Regions from separate parts of the Homo sapiens genome. Here region 1 is linked to region 2. A link is a contact called in ENCODE Hi-C or POLR2A ChIA-PET data. All regions are on one chromosome and are shown on one strand. Each heading gives the region's core, a stretch centred on a gene start or an enhancer-like site at or near the end of the contact. The rest is flanking DNA. Distances are from core to core; before and after follow the strand shown. Region 1 holds the start of MCFD2 (multiple coagulation factor deficiency 2, ER cargo receptor complex subunit). Region 2 holds the start of PPM1B-DT (PPM1B divergent transcript).

What was found. Hi-C counts contacts between places; a loop is a spot of excess contacts on that map. ChIA-PET counts read pairs that join two places held with the same protein, here RNA polymerase II (POLR2A). Pooled maps may share reads with other maps.
Region 1: a map of B cell shows a loop between it and region 2 (17-fold over the local background). The contact joins the promoter of MCFD2 here to the promoter of PPM1B-DT in region 2. A Hi-C loop is called at or near these places in 2 of 168 maps with a recorded cell type or tissue (B cell and naive thymus-derived CD4-positive, alpha-beta T cell) and 8 of 50 pooled maps. POLR2A ChIA-PET finds 5 or more read pairs at or near these places in 1 of 52 experiments (activated T-cell).

What each region holds. Positions count from the first base shown.
Region 1 is chr2:46,912,809-46,919,479 of GRCh38, reverse strand. It overlaps MCFD2 (multiple coagulation factor deficiency 2, ER cargo receptor complex subunit), which reads left to right and starts at 3,674. Exons shown (of 4, transcript NM_139279.6): 1 at 3,674-3,757. It also overlaps a transcript of TTC7A not described here. RefSeq lists an enhancer at 2,630-3,604 and a silencer at 3,608-3,687.
Region 2 is chr2:44,165,259-44,172,396 of GRCh38, reverse strand. It overlaps PPM1B-DT (PPM1B divergent transcript), which reads left to right and starts at 3,605. Exons shown (of 2, transcript XR_940034.3): 1 at 3,605-5,099. It overlaps PPM1B (protein phosphatase, Mg2+/Mn2+ dependent 1B), which reads right to left and starts at 3,522. Exons shown (of 6, transcript NM_002706.6): 1 at 3,123-3,522. It also overlaps the pseudogene PDSS1P2. RefSeq lists silencers at 2,962-3,171, 3,492-3,821.

The DNA of each region.
Region 1 (6,671 bases), core at 2,425-4,924, 2.7 Mb before region 2:
CTCACCTCAACCTCTGCTGCCCGGGTTCAAGCAATTCTCCTGCTTCAGCCTCCCGAGTATCTGGGATTACAAGCATGCGTCACCACACCCAGCTAATTTTGTATTTTTAGTAGAGACAGGGTTTCACCATGCTGGCCAGGCTGGTCTCGAACTCCTGACCTGAGGTGATTTGCCGCCTCGGCCTCCCAAAGTGCTGGGATTACAGGCGTGAGCCACCACACCCAGCCTATCTAGAGTCTTTAAATTGTTTTTATTCAATATTTTTCTATTTATTTTTCCAAATAAGTAATATGTAGTTTACAACATCAAAGCAATACTAAAAGGTGTAAATTGAAATCTTATTTTCACCCCTATTCTCATCCACTCTGGAATCCCCTACATAGGTAAAACATTGTCTTGAGACAATTCAAAACAGCTGAGGAAAGAGATGCCACCTAGAGGCCATTCTGGTATCTTGGGATGGCCGTCCTATCTCCTGATAAAGCCACCTCTCTGTCTCTACTTGTACTAGTTTCAACCTGAGTACACAAAGTAAATGGGGTATTTCAGCAAGGTTCCAAGTTATGAGACTCCTGGTTGCAGGTAAAGAGATCCTCTCTTACCTAGTCGTTACTTTCTTTAATCTCTGCTTTCAAATCAGTTATTTCCAACGTAGAGTTGCCCTTCTCTTGAAGGAGTCTGCTGAAAGCTACTAAAAAAGGCAACACTCACTAATGTTCCATATTGCTCGTGAGATTTCTCCAAAAATATAGCATTGGTTGGCATGTGGCCTATATCCAAGGTCCAGCAAGTGACAGTTTCACTACGGCTTATAAGGGTCACCAACTTTCCAGTTTGACATACAGTCTTTTAACACTGGCTACCTTAACCTCCAGTTAGCCAATTCCATATTTTAGTGTCTTGTTTTTAGCATCCTGCTTCTGGTACCAAATTATTTGCCTGTTAGGAATGGGTTCAGCTACAAGTTACAGAACACCCACCTATAAAATGGCTTAATCAAAGGTGGCTTCTCACTTATGGACTACAGTAGGGCAAGAATGGAAGCAGGACGGTCAGTTAGGAAGCTCTCTCTCAAGTAGTCCAGCAGCATCATCTACTACTGGACTAGATGGTTTAGTGGAGGTGGAAAGAAGTCAAAGACTCAGGATACATTTTGATAGCATCAACAGGCTTTGCTGAAGGATTTAAAGGTAAAGGGATGAGATAAATCAAAAACAGCTCGTAGAATTTTAGCTTGAACAACAGAATGAGTACCAGTGACATTTACTAAAATGCACAAGACTGAGAGAGGTGCAGGTTTGGGGGTGAAAATCAAGATTTTGGGGGGACACATTAAGTTTGAGATGCCAGTCTGACATTCATATGGAGACATCAAGTAGGCAGTTATTTACAGGAGCCAGGAATTACACAGAGAGGTCATTGTCAGAGAGACATATTTTGGAGTCATCTATTTATAAATGGTATCTAAAGCACAGGACTAGGTAAACTCACATAGGGAGGGTGGATAGAGAAGGTGACTCAGAACAGAACCCTGGACACTTTGATAATTATAGATTGAGAAGCCAATTAAGAAGCCCAAGAAAGGATAATGAGTGAGGTAGCAGAAGGACCCAGAGTGTGTGGTGTCAGAAAACAAGAGAAGAAAGTGTTTCTAAGTGAGAGTGGTTGGCTTTGATAAAACAGTGTTGAGAGGGCAAGTAAAATAAAAACAAGAGATCAAAGAGACCACTAGATTTGCATGGAGATTGCAGTTTCAGTGGTATGGTGGGGGAGAAAATACAGCAAGTTTATATGTTGATGGGAATTATCTGGTAGAGAGGGAGTGACTGTAGATTCAAGAGAGACATAACACAGGATAACATCCATAGGAAAAAAATGAAAGCACTGGCTAGAATGAGGACACTTTATCCATCTACCAGACACCAGCTTCTTGACACTTCATTTGTCTTATTTGTATCTCTAGTAGCTCCTAGTAGAGCGCCTAGTACATAGAAGATATTCAAGAAATGTTATTGAATGAATAAATGAACAAAGGGAGGGGTGGATGAATGGATGAAGAGATGGATGAATGGCAGATGCAGGGTAGAAGGAGGAACTAGATCAAACTAATCCAAAGTTCAGAGTAAGGAAAGAAGAATGGGTCTTGAATTAATAGGGTTTCCTCAAAACTTAGGGATTCTTTGTCCCGGCGCGGTGGCTCACCCCTGTAATCCCAGCACTTTGGGAGGCGGAGGTGGTGGGAGGATTGCTTGAACCCAGGAGTTCGAGACGAGCTGGGCACCATGGAGACTCTTTTCTTTAAAAAAAGAAAAAAAAATTAGGGATTATGGGATTTTTCTCTGGGATGGGGTGGCAGATTTCAATCTCAGATGAAGGTGGGAAAAGGAATGAGACCGTCAATGGCAGTGGCGTTAGGCAACTTTCAAGGCATCTAACTACTTAGCCACTTTCTTTGTCTTTCCTGTCCGGACCCAGGCTCATTTGAAAAACGATTATGTACCTTTATGGACAGAAATGGGAGAAGGGCTTTAAAAAAAACGACCGTCCTGCCGGGAGTGGTGGCTCACGCCTGTAATCCCAGCACTTTGGGAGGCTGAGGCGGGAGGATCAAGAGGTCAGCAGTTAGAGACCAGCCTGGCCAACACGGTGAAACCCCGTCTCTACTAAAAATACAAAAATTAGCCGGGCAAGGTGGCACGCGCCTGTAATCCCAGCTACTCGGGAGGCTGAGGTAGGAGAAGAGCTTGAACCTGGGAGGCGGAGGTTGCAGTGAGCCGAGATCCCACCACTGCACTCCAGCCTGGGACAGAGCGAGACTCCGTCTCAAAACAAAACAAAACAAAACAAAAAAACAAAACGACCGTCCTACACTCATTTATCCATCAGGTCAATGGATACTTACTGAATGTTAATCTTGTATAGGAGCACAGGTGTAAGGGCAGGATTATACAGGGATGAATTCGATACAGGGATGATGTATTCGTTTCCCTATTTGTTCATGAGTCTGTTTTTAAGTAATCTGTCCTCTCTTGAATGTCAAAAGCTGCTGATTTCACGAACGGTACATGGAAGATGGTATTTGAACTGGGTCGCATAGTCTTGCTGGGACTCCCGTGGAAGCGAACGGGGACAGCGGCTGCCGCAGCTTGTGCAGTGGAGCTGGCAGACGCTGGAAGCAGGCCAATCTTGAAACGTAGGGTCCAAGGCCGGCTCCAGCGTGTTGTGGTCGTTTCATCAAGAAGGAATTAGCATTCCTATTATCTTTCTTCCCAACTTGCAGCAGGACGAACCAAGAGACCTGAACCAAGAGCCCTGTATAGGAGGGGGTGAGCGGAGTTGGGAGCCAGCTTTGGGGTCCGCCCCATCCGGATCCGCCATCCTACGTCGCCCGTGGAACTACGTTCCTGAGGGCTTCCGGCGTTGCCTAGCAACTGCCGGGCCCCTAGGGCGTCCAGCGGCCCAACTGGAGTGGAGCCGAGTGTCGCCCTTGGGAAAGCAGGTAGAAGAACTGCGTCAGTCCCGCCAGTGCTGGGCCCGGGCCGATTACACGTGGACTCACGCGAGCCGTCCTCACAGCCCGCCGCCGCCAGCGGGAGGGGCCCGGCGGCGCCAATGGGCGGGCGGCAGGGAGCGCGCGTGCGCAGGGCAGGTCGGGGGGGGGGGGGGGGCGGGGCGAAGCCGAGGAAGAGCGTTTTGGGGACGGGGGCTGGTGAGGCTCACGTTGGAGGGCTTCGCGTCTGCTTCGGAGACCGTAAGGGTGAGTGAACTAGCGCACTCTCCGCAGCGGGCGGGATCCCGGCGCCTCTCCTGTGGGCTGGAGGCTTGGGCTCAAGATGAGAGGCAGGAGTAGTCTGGGGGCGCGGGCTGGGCCCCCAGGCCGTCTCGGGACGCTTAACCGGCTAGGAGCACGGCCTGTCTCCCGGGGCGGAAGCCTGTGCCCCACCGGGGGCTCTGGAGCCAGACGGGGCCGACTGGGCAGATCTCCGCCCCCTTCCCTGGTCCCTAGGGGCCCGAGGATCGGCCTGTGGGACCAGCTGTGTCGGGTGGACACTGCTCCTGGCCCGGCCCAAAAGCAGCGGGCCGGAAGCCTTACTCTCCCTCTGCTCCTTGTTCCCTCTCTCGGGGAGACCACAGGTCCTGTCGGGCCCGGCGGGGGAAGCTGATCTCCTGTTGTATTCCCTCTCTGGGCATGGCCATCCACCCGGGTGCCCAAGCCAGAATTGGGCATCATTCTCACTTGCTTCACTCCTTTACCCACCCACATCGAATCCCTTGCAAAGTTGTCTTGGATACGTTCATTCTCCAGTCCCATCCCCCTGCCCTACCTAGTTCAGGCCACCTTTTCTTCTCTGGACTACCTCGGTGTCTTCCTGATGATCCCTGCATCTCTTCTTCATCCTCTGTAGTTTGTTCTATACAGAGAGGCTACAGCCATGGTCTTAAAACAGAAATCTGATCATGTGACCAGAAGCGTCCCCCCATTCCCTTATCACCCTTTGGTGGATTCTCATTGCTCTTCCAAGCTCTTGAACGGGGCTTGCAAAGCCCTTCATGACCTGTCTTCCTTTAACTTTAGATTCATTTGTCTCGACTGTACTGTGTCTTCAACCATACTGAATCTTTTTTGGTTCTTAGATCAGAACAAGTTCCTTCTGGGCTTACATGTTCCTTCAGTATGTTCGCTATGTCTGAGGCACTGTCCTTTGGTTGAAATAATCCTTCTTATCCTTTATGTGTTATTTCAGGTGTCAGTTGGGGATTTCGTGGTACCCCATGGGTGTCTGCCTGCCGGTCTCTCTTTTCTACCAGGTTGTAATCTGTGTGAGAGGAGTTTGTCGAGGTCATAGTACTATCTTCAGTACCTTGTGCTGTTAGTACGGTCATTAAATGTATAAATGCAGCATGGGTGCTCCTTGGGCTCCCTAGATGAACAAATAGATCAAGTTATTAATATTAAATGCCTGCTTTTTCAGAACCAATTCTCAACCCTCAGTCCGTGTAGAGGTTTCTTTAGCTTAGGAAGTTGGTTATTTTCTTGCCTTCATTCCAGGACCATGACAGGGGTAAGTGACAAAGTACTGGTCAGTTTTTCTTTGGCATTGGCTGTGGGTACAGGATGTCTGGATGTTGGTGAGTTTGGCTGCTTTGGGTTTGAATTCTTAACCAAGGGCCCCTTGAGGGAGAAGCTGCTACTAGCTGCTGGCAGGAAGGCTGGCCCCAAACTTAGTGCTGATAGGACTGATGACACACCAGGAAGAAAGGGTTGGGCCAGGTCAAACCACTGGAAGCCTCCAAAGGAAGTTCCAGCTTAGGCTAGATCCGCTGTGGGATAGGGAACAATACACCTAGGTGCCAAGACTCACTTCCCTGATTCAGCGATGAGCCAGGTCAGCTCAGCAGAGATCAGTAAGGTAAATGAGAGCCAGAGGAGAGAGGGTCCTGACTCTCAGAGAGGGAGGAAAAGAGAAAAATGGAAAAGGAGAACAACCTGTGATCGTATGTTCAGGTCAAATGAGTGTGAGAGGCTACAGACTGAGGTCGGATGAGAGAGCAATTGGTCTTGGCTGGAAGAATCCTGAGGTGACATTTGAACCTGTCCTGGAAGGAAGTTGGAGATGGACAGATGGAACCAGTAGGAGCGGAGGCTGTGGTACAGGAAGAGGCTGGCAGAGCAGGAGGGGAGCACTGTGACAGCCAAGGCACTGGGAGGCGCACTGCTCCTGATGGTCCAGCACTGCCCTCCCAGGACTGAGGCTGCGCCTTGTGAGGGCTGTCTCAAGGTATGGGTTGTGCCCTGAAGTCCCTTTGCAGAAATTTCTCCTCCGTTGGGTTTTTCTTCAGCCTGGCCTTTATAATTTCCTAAAGAAGGCCAGTGAGCTGGGGCTTATCTTCAGGCTGTTAGCCCATGGCCTTGAGCTAAGTAGTTAGAGCATGGATGATGCAACCTGTTATTTGGGTAGAGGGAGTTGCTTATGCTTTCTCTTGACTGTCAGCAGTTTAATTTGTTAGGTGGCAGTTAGATTCCCTGTTTTCTATCTTTCCCTCCCTCGCCTGCCTTCTTTCCTTTCTTCCTCTCTCTCTCTCTCTTTTTCTAATTAGAGAGGGAGTCTCACCATGTTGTCCAGGCTGGTCTTGAACTCCTGGGCTCAAGTGATTCACTTGCCTCAGCCTCTCAAAGTATTGAGATTACAGGCATAAGCCACCATGCCCAGCCCGATTCCCTGTTTTCAGTGTACCACTTGGAGGAATTTTTTTTCTTTATGTTTATCGATTTGGCTTTTGTTGCATTCCAATGATTAGAAACCTGCAACAGCAAACCAAAATGAGACAAGTTCAAAATCAGTGATTCTTGGCCTTTATCCCACCTCCCTTAAAGAAGGGATATTTTGGACTCATAGTTACTACATGATTAATCACTTGGTTGCTTTTTGGTGTTATCTAAATAGAATTTCCCCCACCCCCAACACACACACACCAAATTGATATACTAAGCATCCAATCACATAGTTGGAGGAAATGGTGCCATGAGTTCCATGATAGATATCTCCAAAAGAAAAGTTTCATCTTCAGTTACAGTGACATTAAAAATTGGCAGCATATCTGCAAAGGTGGTAATCCCCCCAGCTCCCCAAGGACCATGGCACACAGGCTAAGAACCAGCAGCTTCTGTT
Region 2 (7,138 bases), core at 2,356-4,855:
AATTAAATAGTTCCCAAAACTCTATTTCACCATCAATGTTTGAGTATAGCATAGTGAAATGTCAGTACACTTAACCATCAATTCTGCTAATATACGATACATTTTACAATAAAACTTTAAAGCTGCTAATATAATAGCAGTATTCCATTTCATTCCAATTCTGAAATTAATTCAGCAAGGGAAAAACAAAAAGAAATCAGGTACAGTGTGAAGAATAACTGAAAATTCAGGAATATCATACTCCTGAAAATTATCTTACCATAATCATGATTTCACATTTTATGCTATTACTTGAATAAATTTTGCTATTATAATTTTGGATTAAACAAACTTTTATTATTCTGATGCCACCAGTTATTTGTTTGCTAATTTTTACTAAAATCAGTGAATTGTGAAAGGCATATTTCACAGAAAATATAAAATACTGTATGTTGCATTTTTAAAAGCGAGAGTTAGAATTATACTACTTAACTACTTTCTATGCTAGGTAATGTCACAAAATACTTTAAAATAGTTACATATAAAAATATTCATGAAATACAGCTTTTTTTTTTTTTTTTTTTTTTTGAGACAGAGTCTTACTCTGGCACCCAGGCTAGAGTGCAGTGGCACAATCTCGGCTCACTGCAACCTCCACCTCGTGAGTCCAAGTGATTCTCCTGCCTCATCCTCCTGAGTAGCTGGGATTACAAGCACGCGCCACCGCACCTGGCTAATTTTTGTATTTTCAGTAGAGATGGTGTTTCACCATGTTGGCCAGGCTGGTCATGAACTCCTAACCTCAAGTGATCCACACGCCTCAGCCTCCCAAAGTGCTGAGATTACAGGCATGAGCCACCGCACCTGGCCTATATAGCCTCTTTTTAATGAATCACCACAATCACTAAGTGATACCGTGGCCAATTCTAAGCTTCCAAGACTGCCAAGACATAATCAGCATCATATTTTAATTCAAAAGATTCCATAAAAAATGTTTGTTATAGAAAAGATAACTTTCAACAAGAGCCACTTTTTCTGACCCTGTCAACCTGTGAATCAGCTGTTCTTAGAAGCACAGTTACTTGGACACTACACTATTCCTTCAGATGATGTAATCTTAAGGAATTTAGTAATTAGGTGAATTACTAACATAAAACAGTATTTACTGACATGACTAAATTGAAAGGCCTTTCACCTATTCCTAGAGTCTTCACAGAAATCAGACACCCAGTGTAAGAAAACGGTGTTGAAAGCTCTGCTGGTCACTTCAAAGAGAACAATCACTTCAACAAATCCAGAGGATAATGTACTAGAAACTGGGGAAATCTTACAGTATGAAAGCTCAAATAAAAATACTCGTGCTAATATACAGCAACAAAAAGAACCACTGCAGAAACTGTTGTAAGACTTCATGAGAGCAAAAACAAATGAAGAGGCGAAAACACAACAACCATTAAGACAAAAAAAAAGACAAAGAAGGCATTGAGAGAAGAAGCACAAAATAAAGATTATCCCTGAAAATGTGTGGACTAAAATATTCTGTTCTAAATACTTAATTTTAAAATTTCGATTAGAACAACACACTGTCCATTTGGCAGACCTACAAAAACATTTCCTTAAAAAATTACCATTACTTCAACTATATTTTTAAAAGGCCTGTACACTTGGAAAAGACTATCATAATAATTAGAATAACTTGTCTCACTATTTACTTAGAAATGCCCCATTTAAAAGTAGGCCAACAATAGGAACTTTGCTATTGCACAACAGAGAAAGTAAATGAAATAACATCTATTAACATTCAGCGTCCATGGCATGTTTCTCCATCTCCTAGAACATACTGTGACTTACACTGTCTACTCTGAACAATTTACCACTTCTTCATCCATGCAGTAGCTCAAATAAAGACAGTTCCTGTGTTAATCCCACAGTAAGCCTCAGTAATTCTCACATCACCGTAGTTGTAAACGTTTGTTAACAGAAAAAGAATGTTTTTCCTAAAATAGCTACATAACACTAAGACTACTCAAATTCCTAAATAATCCTTTTACAACATGCCTGCCAACTTTATTTTGATACATTAAACATGTGGAGCCTATTTTAAAAGCTCTTTAACTGTGACTATCAAAACAACTTCCCAGTTATTAACGTCTCTTTTTAAAAAAGTTTTCAAGTTGTTCTTAGAAGAAATTGAATATTGATGAATTTGGGCTGCTATCAAACGCCTAAGAAGCACTTTTTTTGCCGAATAAGATGGGCAAACGTCCCAGATCTGCTAAATCTGATATGAGAGGTCATGCAAGTTTAAAAAATGAAGAAATAACTATTTCCAACACTCACTGAGTCCTTCATTTAAAAAATTATTTTCGGTGTTATTTTCACACTTTACGTTTAATAATACAATTTTTTCAAGGTTGTTAGGCTTAAACTATGAAAAACTGATTTACCACATATGGCTAGTCAGTCTATACTCTTAATGGGGCTCCGGTAGATTTGGGGTACTGACAATAAGTGGCAGTTTCAATTAAGAACTTCACTGTTAGGAATGACATCCGAAAAGGATGGTGCTAGGGAAGACAGGCAAGAGATGCCGGGGTACGAAGAAAAGAGAAACACACAATTTAAAGCCACTAAGGAGGGAAGGCGAGGGTAGAACGCATAGACAGCAGAGAAAGACGATTTAACAAGGAAGTGAAGTGGAGCGCAGAGTAGGGCAGAAGCTGATGAGGAAACGAATGGTAAAAGATAGTGTTTTCAAACAGGGCATGCACCAGGAAGAGAAGCGCCAAGGCTTGGGGTAGCCCCAGTGCTTTCGTGTGAAAGAGATGCTTGCAGACTGAAGCGGAGGGAAGAGAGAATCAGTCAGCTTCCAGGCGTTCCAGCAAACTCCCATTCTCTCCCTGCGCCTCTCCCAGACCTCAGCCCAGCGGAGGCGGCGGCCGGGGAAGGGGCCTATACCCGAGAGCCAGGCCCGGCGTTCCCCTGCCTAGGCTCCGCGGCAGCAGGGAAAGCAGCGAGGATTCGGAAGGACAGAGGCCCCGGCCGCGGCTCGGCAGCACCGCGAAAACCTGCCCAGGGCCCGGGGCCTCGGCGGCGCGGCCGGTCAGCCGCTTCCCCTCCGGCGGGGTGCCGGGCGGCCTTACCTGAGGCAAGGGAGGGAGAAGATGTCTAGGGCGCCTCGCTCGCGCCCGCCGCGGTACTCAGCCCAAGTTTCCAACGGAGGCGCGACCCTGACTCAGCCGCCGCTTCCCCCTCGGGGTCTCGACCGCCGCCTCCGGGGCTGTTTACACCGCCCGGCCCCTCACGCCGCCGCCGCCGCCGATGCCGCCTTCTCTCCACCCTAGCGCCGTTGCCGATTCGGCCGCCGCCACCTCCTCCGCCGCAGCCTCGTCTCTCTGGAGCATCTTCCAACCACCGAACCCTGAGAATCAGAGACTCCAGCCGCGCCGGCAGGAAACTCCCCCGCAACTGCTAGGGGAACGAGGCCGTCAGAGCACCGGCGGCTTTTCCGCCATTGAGCAGAAGCCGCTCGGCTCCTTTTGCAACCCCCTCCCCGCACCCTAGTCCTTCCCCGCCCCTCAGGGTGCCCCGCCTCCAGCTGCCACCCACTGGGATGCCGCGCGCCCTCTCACGGCCCCCGGTTTGCTGGGAGTCTTGTCAATCACCGCTCCCCCTCCCCGTGCTGCTCCCTCGGCACCTCCGTACTTCGTTTACCCCGCCCACCCGGCCCCGCCTCTGGGTTTCTAATTTCCCATTGGGCATCAGTGGCTACTTTCAATAGGCAAGGTCAGCTGTCCATCAAACACCGCCCACTAAGTGAGACCCAACCCTTTATTACCATTTACTTTATTCGGCCCCGCCTCCGCTAGGTCCTACCTCCCGAACGTCAGGGACCAGCCCCCGCTACCAGCCATAAGTAGAGCCCTCCGTCAATCAAATAACGCCCACCTGCGCTCCTCCTAGCAAAGCCCCGGCCCCAGCGATTGTCTTTTCTTATTGGTCCAACTCGTGATCCGAACCCCCAGTCACTGGCTTTCTTGCGGGTCAGTCACTGAGCCAATTTCCAAGTCCGTCACACCGGCTTTTTTCAAATGAACGCGCAAAAGGCGGGGAAGTATCTGGAAAGCGATTGGTTCGTCCTAGAAAACGGTCAAACCCGGAGAGTCTGTACGGATCCTTTCCGTTCTGTGAGGACCGTGCCCCCTTGTATTTGACCTCTAAGCCTCGCGTAAAAGAAGCGCCATAAGGGACCAACGAGCAGTCCAGCTATAGGTGTGGACGCCTGGTCCCACCCGGAATTGCAGGGGCTTGGCTACTGATTGGCTAAGAAAGTCCTCCTAGGCCCTCATTGGAGGATCTAAACGCCTCTCTTCGGCGTGGAGACGGGAAGGGACGACTCAGACGAGGACAAGAAGTGGGCAGGGGAGAGGCGGTTGTTTTGCTTCAGCCGCGGGTGGGGCGCAGGCGAGAGTGGGAAACTGGGAAGGCCGGGCTCTGGGGAGGTGTTGCGGGGAGGGGAAAGGCCCGGATGTTCCCTAACAATGAAATCATCGCCGACCTATCAGAGCCGCCGAGCTGGGATACCTGCCTGACCTGTACCCCGGAGGGAGAAGAGTGGGCGGGAAATTGGGGTGTCGGAAGAACCTGGAAAGCAACGTGAGAAAGTGGGACAGGTGTTCCCTTCAGGAGGATTTTGTGCTATTAGAGATTATTTTTATACCAGCCCTTGACATTTCCGTATTTTGTTTCTCAGTCGGCATTGATATTAAAACTCCCAGCCTAGTCTCTTGACATGGACTTGTTCATTTCGCAGTTATTGAGCGCCTACTGTTTGCCAGGTACTGTATGTAGAACTGGAGATACAAAAATAAATTAGGCAATCGCAGTACAAGATGATAGGTACTACAATTGAAACATGCACAAGGGCTGGTGACGACATAAAGGGTCTTCCTTGTGCATAGGTTTACCAAGAAAGGCTTCACAAAGACACAGGATGAGTCAAGAATGAATGATAGGGGTTTAACAGGCCGATGGGGAAAGTGGACATGACTCCTCCAGCTATCAAATTAGACGATGCTGCCATGTTAATTCTCCAAACGAGAAACAAAAGTGTAATAGAGGTATTCTAATACTTACCTTAGGATATATATATATATATATATTTTTTTTTTAATCCGAATGTCCTAAAAGAACTTAAACCTATTTCCTACTTTGGTGTAAAATGGTTTGGGCAGACAATTTAAGCTTAGACCCAACAGAGTGCTATTCAGGTTAGGGGCTGTCAATGTTTTATAGAAAAGGGCAAATTTAGTAATAGGACAATTGTCCAGGCCGTCATAAGGACGGCAGAAACAAAGACTTAATTGCAATTCGGGTTTTTTTGTTTTTTGAGCAAGCATATTTTACTTTTTAATAAGACAAATCTGAAAAAGCAAACGCGGTCCAAAAAGCATGTGATTCGGTAAGAGAGATTTTAAAAAACCAAAAAACCGTATCTTCTTTTCACCCCAGATCTTATTAACTGTGTGTTTTCCTCTTCGAGAACTTGTATCGTCAATAACGTCATCGTGAACCAGACTAGCAGTGTGGATCATTTCTGCAATTAAGGCTATGGCGCGGTGGCTGGCTTGCACATGTCAAATTAACAGACAGCAATGCTTTTTAACAGACGCCGCCTAGAACCTTCTCAGCAATCAGCTTGTGAAAATTGGACATCGGATCGGGAGTTGTTATGATGGATATTACATGCTCGGGCCATTAGCACCCCAATAATTGGTCGAAAGGCTTTTCCTTTTCCATCAAAGTAGTACTCAGACATTTCCTGAAGTTCTGTTGTTGATATGAGCAGTTCCTTTCTAATGTCCTCATACAGACCTTTCAAGTCTCTGCAACCGAATTTGAAAGGATCGGTGATCTGTATATTTCTCACCACTGTGTGTTTTACTGTCCGGGGTTGTGTGATAAAACCGTGATATACTGTATACATTTGGACAGGCAGATGTTAAGCGCTTCACAAGACTAAAATAGGGTATCTGAGACAAGCCGAATCCCTTCCGCCTATGAGCCTGAGCGCGGGCGCCGGCAGCGGCGCGCGGCCCTGGAGGCCCTGCAAGGCCGGGGGAGCCGGGCACACCGCCACCAGCGTGAGGCCATGGTCGGAGACTGAAAGTCGCGGCAGGGTGGCGGCTCCGCCTCTGCAATTCAGATTTTTAAAACCTACTCATCAAGTTTGTGTGAGAATGGTGTTTCTTACAGCATGGTGAATAGACCACCAGCATCCGAATCATCTGGGATTCTGGGATAGAGATTCCCAGGTCCACTCATGCCTACAAATCAGGGACTCTGGGGACAAGGCTCAGAAAGGTGAATTTTAAAATAGCTCCCCAGATGATTTTTTTTTTTTTTTTTTTGAGACGGAGTCTCACTCTGACGCCCAGGCTGGAGTGCAGTAGTGCAATCTCGGTTCAGTGCAACCTCCGCCTCCCAGGTTCAAGTGATTCTCCTGCCTCAGCCTCCCGAGTAGCTGGGATTGCAGGCACCCACCACCACGCCTGGCTAATTTTTGTATTTTTAGTAGAGACGGGGTTTCACCATGTTGGTCAGGCTGGTCACAAACTCCTGACCTCAAGTGATCCTCCCGCCTCAGCCTCCCAAAGTGCTGGGATTACAGGCGTGAGCCACCGCACCTGACCTGCAGATGATTTTTATGCGCATCAATGTTTGAGACCCTCTGGCACAGGATAATGGAGGCAGATGTAAAGTAAATTAATTTCCTCACTTTTGCATGTTGGGAGAACATATGTATATCTCACATTTCCACTGTCCCCTTTATTATCAGCGTGAGATCATACAGTCCGCAGGAAGTATTATTGAAGTGACTTATAAAAAAATTAAATTTTCTTTAATCACACTCCATTGCCTGACACCCCTTATGTAAGCAGAAGGGAGTCTGAGACCTCAGCTTCTAAAATGGGAACCATGCTAAGGATAAAAAACTGAAGACATTTAGGGACCCTTGTCCTGTGAATACAAGCAACTACAGAAAGGCATGAGAACAGTTTCTTGGCTTGCTTGACTTCCTTCTCACCTTCCCTTGGTTGACCCAAAAACAAATACAAAGCTCAGTCATTTAGGTGGGCTGATAATTCCATATCATTCA